Regions from separate parts of the Homo sapiens genome. Here region 1 is linked to region 2. Evidence: read pairs that join two places in POLR2A ChIA-PET (ENCODE). Cell type or tissue: Panc1. All regions are shown on one strand. Links, peaks and the distances in the headings refer to the core of each region. The heading gives the core; the rest is flanking DNA. Region 1 holds the start of SSC5D (scavenger receptor cysteine rich family member with 5 domains). Region 2 has its middle 5.6 kb from the start of ZNF784.

Region 1 (2,897 bases), core at 314-2,813, 130 kb before region 2:
TATGTTCTCACCAGGTGCACGACGCCAGCTCCCTTCTGGGGGGCCGGGGCCTGGGGGTTGCCATGGCCCCCAGCCACCTGTCAGTGCGGGAGATGAGGGAAGATGAGAAGCCCCTGGTGCTGGAGATGCTGAAGGTGAGAGGCAGGGGCCCCAGGGGGCCTGGGAGTGGCTGCAGTGGGGGAATTGCAAGTGGATTCAGCCACCCCCTCCCACCCACCTGAGCCAGCCTGGACCCCTGGAGCGGGATCTTTTCCTCCTGAGCCTCAGCCGCCCTGCTGCTGAAAACCACAGCAGGTGTGGCAGGTGGGGGCTCACCCCCCCAGCCCTACTGGGACCCCAGCACCAACGCCCTCCCTGGTCTCCCATCTCCAGTCGGCTGTGCACGCCAGCACAACAGCCAGCTCTGTGCCTCGGACCCCAACTCTTCAAAGCACAGCCCAGCACCCCAACCTAGCCCAGCAGCCTCCCTCCAGCCTCCACTCCAGCCTGAGGCAACCTCCCTGTCCTTACTTCCCTGGGGCCTCACTGCGGCATTGCTACTGAATTGAGTGCCCCCACAGCTCCTAATTCACTCATCCATCCATCATTCGCTCTCGTTCATTCATTCACTCCATACCCAGTGTGCCACACTGAACATCGGACTGTGCTGCCTTCCCTTCCCATTTGGGAGCTCTCACCCCGCCCCGGGCAGGGTCTACCTCCTCTCTTTGTCCAGGAGGCCCTAGCGTTTCGGATGGCTGAGCCACCCCTCCTGCCCACAGGCCGGCGTGAAGGACACGGAAAACCGCGTGGCCCTCCATGCCTTGACACGGCCGCCGGCCCTGCTCCTCCTGGCGGCGGCCAGCAGCGGCCTGCGCTTTGTCCTGGCTTCCTTCGCCCTGGCCCTCCTCCTGCCGGTGTTCCTGGCTGTGGCCGCCGTGAAGCTGGGCCTGCGGGCCCGATGGGGCTCGCTGCCTCCGCCGGGTGGCCTGGGGGGCCCCTGGGTGGCCGTGCGGGGCTCCGGTGACGTGTGTGGGGTCCTGGCTCTGGCCCCTGGCACAAATGCAGGGGACGGGGCCCGGGTCACCCGCCTGTCTGTCTCTCGCTGGCACCGCCGCCGGGGCGTGGGCAGGAGGCTGCTGGCCTTCGCGGAGGCCCGGGCTCGGGCCTGGGCTGGGGGCATGGGGGAGCCCCGGGCCCGGCTCGTGGTCCCCGTGGCTGTGGCCGCCTGGGGGGTGGGAGGGATGCTGGAGGGCTGTGGCTACCAGGCCGAGGGGGGCTGGGGCTGCCTGGGCTACACGCTGGTGAGGGAATTCAGCAAAGACCTGTGAAGCTACAGACTGACAGCCAGGGCAGGGGAGGAGGGAGGGGCGCCAGCACCTGATGATCGCCTACTGTCTGCGGGTTCTTTTACCTGCTCTCCCTCAGTGAGTCCTCAACCACCCTGGGCCCAGAAACAGAGGCCTGCCGAGGGGAGGAGCCTGGCCTCTGTCCACCCGTCAGCAGTGTGAAGTCTGTTGTGTTTGAGCTTCTCAGAGTGGAATGACTCCTTTTCCTTCCTGGCCCTCGGGGGCCTCTCGAGGTCAGCCTCTCCAACCCCTACCTCAGCTCCTGTCTGCACTGAGAAACCTCCCCGGGTGATGTCTGCAAAGTCTGTGCTGTCCGTGCCCCAGGCTGGGAGAGCTATCTGGGGAGGGGGAGAGGAGGCCGAGCAGAATACACCCCAGAGTTAGGGTTTGCGACTCCGCCTCCCTGGGACCTGGATTGGGTCAGATGCCTGTCCTTGGAGGGGACAAGGTTGACTGCTTAGGAGGCGCGACGCACAGGGCTGCCAGGCCTGGCCCCTCTCTGGGAAGGTTGAGAGCTGAGACGGGCAGCCCTGTCCCTTCCTCCAGATCCGTCTGGTTTTTTACACCGTTTGTTAATAAAGCCTGAAACCGCTGTGTGCCTGTCTCTTCTCTGATGGCTTTCCCAGTCTGTCTCCGGACACCCCCGCCCATTTCTGTCTGGCTTCTCCTTTCCCCAGTTAACATTAATTGTTGGGGGACGGTGCTGGACTGGGAGAAGGGGAGGCTGTGAGCTCAGGGGCAGCCCGAGGCCCTGCCAGCCCTTCTGAGTCACGCTCCCCATTACCGAATTTTTTCCGCCTCACAGCTGCCTGGTGTGCAGGCAGTGGGGTGTGTGTGTGTGTGTGTGAGTGTGTGGAAGAGTGTGTGGAGCCCCTCCCCTTCCCAAGCCTTGACCCTTGTGCTGCTTATCCCCCGACCCCAGCTCCCTCTGGGACAGTGAAGTTCAACCTCTCCTCTCTCAGCTGGGGACTGGGGGCTTCACACTCAGATCCACCAGTGAGTGGGAGGACTGGAGGGCCGGGTCTTTCAGTCTCTTTTCCTAACCCAGGAAGTCCCTCCTGGTGTCTGGCTGCAAATCTTCTTGCTGCTGCACCAAGAACCCCAGGTCTGCCCAGCCCCCAACCCTAGCAGTGGTCTCACTGGATTTCCCTGACCAGACAAGAGGGGAGACAGCAGGTGGGCGCCCCTCCCGCTCATGCTGCGCCCCCCCCGCACACGTCCCCCAACCCCTGTCCTGTGCCTTCCTGCAGCCGGCCACCCCCTAAGCATCTCTGGGCACAGCACTTTGCTGGCTGGAGCCTGCCTGGCCGTCGTCTCCATCTCCCGTGTGGGTGTCTGCAGTTGGACACCCTCCCTCCCGCCCGCCACCCCCCTCCCCCCCATGCCTCAGCAGACGGCCAGCCCCCTCCCGCCCCCCCTCCCCCCCACCGTCCCCTGCCGCCTCCCTGCAGCCTCTTTCTTCCTCCTGGCAAAGCGTCCAGCCCTGCCTGCTCCTCCTCGGGCCTGGGCGCCTCCAGCAGGCACTTCCCTCCCTCCCTCTCTCCCCAGCTGCCTCCTCCTCTTCTCTCC
Region 2 (2,897 bases), core at 283-2,782:
ACTTAACATGCCCCGACTCTTCCCCTTCCGGATGCTTTCAGCCTTTGTTCACTCCACCACCACTTCCGGAGACCTCCTGCCTGCCAGGCCCTGAGCTGGGCACTGGGGAAACAGATGAATTGGACGTGCCCCTTGGCCTCAAGTAACACAAAAGAGAACTCCCATCCGGCTGCCGTGGCTGCCTCACAACCATGTGCAGACTGATGGTCATGATACAGCTCCCTCTTAGCACTTGTCCTCCAGGGTAATGATTGGGAGATTCAAAAGCCCGTTCACAGCTCTCATGTTGGCTCTGGGAACAGCAAGATGTATGCCTGGCAATGTGTGTTTAGTTATCTCATTTGTTAGAAGAAGGGCCTGGGGTCCTGAAGAACAAAGGTGCTCCAGGGACATCTCAAAAATCCACAGAATTTGGACTCCAGGCCAGGCATGGTGGTTCACGCCTGTAATCCCAGCACTTTGGGAGGCCGAGGCGGGCAGATCACTTGAGGTCAGGCGTTTGAGACCAGCCTGGCCAAAGTGGTGAAACCCCATCTCTACTAAGAATACAAAACTTAGCTGGACATGGTGGTGGGCATCTGTAATCCCAGCTACTCAGGAGGCTGAGGCAGGAGAATCACTTGAACTCAGGAGGCAGAGATTGCAGTGAGCTGAGATCGCACCACTGCATCCAGCCTGGGTGACAGAGTGAGACTCCATCTCAACAAATAAATAATTTGGACTTCAGTCCCAGAGTACTTCAGTACAGAAACTTGAAGATGAGGCCAGGTGCAGTGGCTCATGCCTGTAATCCCAGTACTTTGGGAGCCCAAGGCGAGCAGATCACCTGAGGTCAGGAGTTCGAGACCAGTCTGGCCAACATGGTGAACCATCCTTTCTACTAAAAGTACAAAAATTAGCTGGGCGTGATGGCAGGTGCCTGTAATCCCAGCTACTCGGGAGGCTGAGGCAGGAGAATCACTTGAACCCAGGAGGTGGAGGTTGCAGTGAGCTGAGATTGCGCCACTGCACTCCGGCCTAGGCGACAAGAGCGAGATTCCATCTCAAAAAAAAAAAAAAAAAAAAAAAAGGAAAAAAAGAAACTTGAAGATGAAACTAGGTAAGAGCGCTGCTTGGGTGAGTCCTGTGTGACCCATGGGAGAGCAGCTACCCTGTGTGGCTCCATGTTCTAATGCTGAAGACCCAGCATGAGACAGACGTTGTGCCAGTGCCCCCAGGGTTCAGGGTTCAGCAGTAACATGGAAATGGAGCCTCACAGTGTAAGGGACTTGGAAGTATCACTAGGGCTTGAGGGAGCACAGAGGAGTCACCTGTCAGAGTGGAAGGGGGGCTAGAAAAGCTTCTTGGGGAGAAGGTGATCCCTGAACGATGACATAAACCAACTGGAGTTTTCCAGGTAAAGAAGTGGCAAAGAGGCCGGGCACGGTGGCTCATGCCTGTAATCCTAGCACTTTGGGAGGCCGAGGCAGGTGGATCACGAGGTCAGGAGCTCCAGACCATCCTGGCTAACACGGTGAAACCCTGTCTCTACTAAAAATACAAAAAATCAGCCGGGTGTGGTGGTGGGAGCAGGTGGCAGGCGCCTGTAGTCCCAGCTACACGGGAGGCTGAGGCAGGAGAATGGCATGAACCCAGAAGGCGGAGCTTGCAGTGAGCCGAGATCATGCCACTGCACTCCATCCTGGGCGACAGAGCAAGGCTCTGTCTCAAAAAAATAAATAAATAAGAAAAAAAAAAAAAAAAAGAAGTGGCAAAGATTTCCAGGCGGAGAGTTTAGTGTGTTGAACTAAACCCTGCTATTCTGGAGCATTTAAGACAGATTAGTATGGCTGGAGGTTGGGTTCCTGGGGGCTAAACCCTGAAGGGTCTTGAATTCCAAACTGTGGGGCTTGGGTGATTTTATAGGCTAGAGGCTGGAAACTGGCAGCTGCAAGGCCGAATATGACCACTAACACATTTTTGTTTAGTCTGTGCATTTTTTAAAAAGTTTGACTTGACTGCCAACATTGGGAAATCAAAAGATTTTACATAATGTGAACTAATGGAACTTCTGAAAGAAACTGGAAGATGTGGCAACCCAATCTGTGTTCCGGAGCTGAGCAGCCATTACCCTCTTCTGAAGAGGCACTCTCCAATTTGTTGAATACCAATTCTGAGACCTGGTGGCAATCGCCATTATTTCATGTTGCTGATATTTTCCCCTTGAACCTGGCCGTCTTGCTCGTGTATTTACATTTTCACCCAGCTCCTGTAGGCATTCACATTTCCAAATCGTCTCAAAGCCACAAGGAGCTGTGTCTTGGTGACAAGGATCTGCATGGATGCCATATGGAGAATGAAGAGGGCAGGTGGCCGGGTGCAGTGGCTCACGCCTGTAATCCCAACACTTTGGGAGGCCGAGGCGAGTAGATCACCTGAGGTAAGGAATTTGAGACCAGCCTGGCCAACATGATGAAACCCCATCTCTACTAAAAATACAAAAATGAACTGAGCGTGATGGCGCCCACCTGTAATCCTAGCTACTCAGGAGGCTGAGGCAGAAGTGCTTGAATCCAGGAGGCAGAGGTTGCAGTGAGCAGAGATTGTGCCATTGGACTCCAGCCTGGGCAACAAGAGCAAAACTCCATCTCAAAAAAAAAAAAAAAAAAAAAAAAAAAAAAAAAAAAAAAAAAAAATGCAGGCACTGGACTGCTGTGCAGTTGTCTGTGTGTGAGACCACTGTTGGTCTACAAGTGTAGTGATGCCGAAAACACGTTCCAGTTCCAAAGATATTAACTGGCTCAACTGAGGGAAACTGATAAGGGACTGGACATAAGAATGAGGATGAAGAAGGTTTAAACCTGCCCAGGTATCCAGCTTGGGTGGTGGTGCCAATGACATCAGAAGCATGGAGGTTT

The links. ChIA-PET counts read pairs that join two places held together with the same protein. Peaks named below come from ENCODE experiments on the same cell type or tissue, not always from the same donor. Only the 100,000 strongest peaks of a DNase experiment are listed, where the experiment ranks them.
Region 1: POLR2A ChIA-PET joins it to region 2 with 13 read pairs; 24 of 35 experiments call an interaction of 5 or more read pairs at or near these places.

The regions. Positions count from the first base shown.
Region 1 is chr19:55,485,647-55,488,543 of GRCh38, forward strand. It overlaps NAT14 (N-acetyltransferase 14 (putative)), which reads left to right. Exons shown (of 3, transcript NM_020378.4): 2 at 15-134; 3 at 762-1,920. The coding sequence starts at 63. The coding sequence ends at 1,310. It overlaps SSC5D (scavenger receptor cysteine rich family member with 5 domains), which reads left to right and starts at 2,790. Exons shown (of 14, transcript NM_001144950.2): 1 at 2,790-2,897. RefSeq lists an enhancer at 1-181. In Panc1, for the core only: no CTCF peak of the experiment used is centred there; no DNase peak of the experiment used is centred there; H3K4me3 peaks cover 2,182 bases; H3K27ac peaks cover 2,286 bases.
Region 2 is chr19:55,617,495-55,620,391 of GRCh38, forward strand. No RefSeq gene overlaps it. Among named protein-coding and RNA genes, the nearest start is that of ZNF784, 5.6 kb to the right of the region's middle. In Panc1, for the core only: no CTCF peak of the experiment used is centred there; no DNase peak of the experiment used is centred there.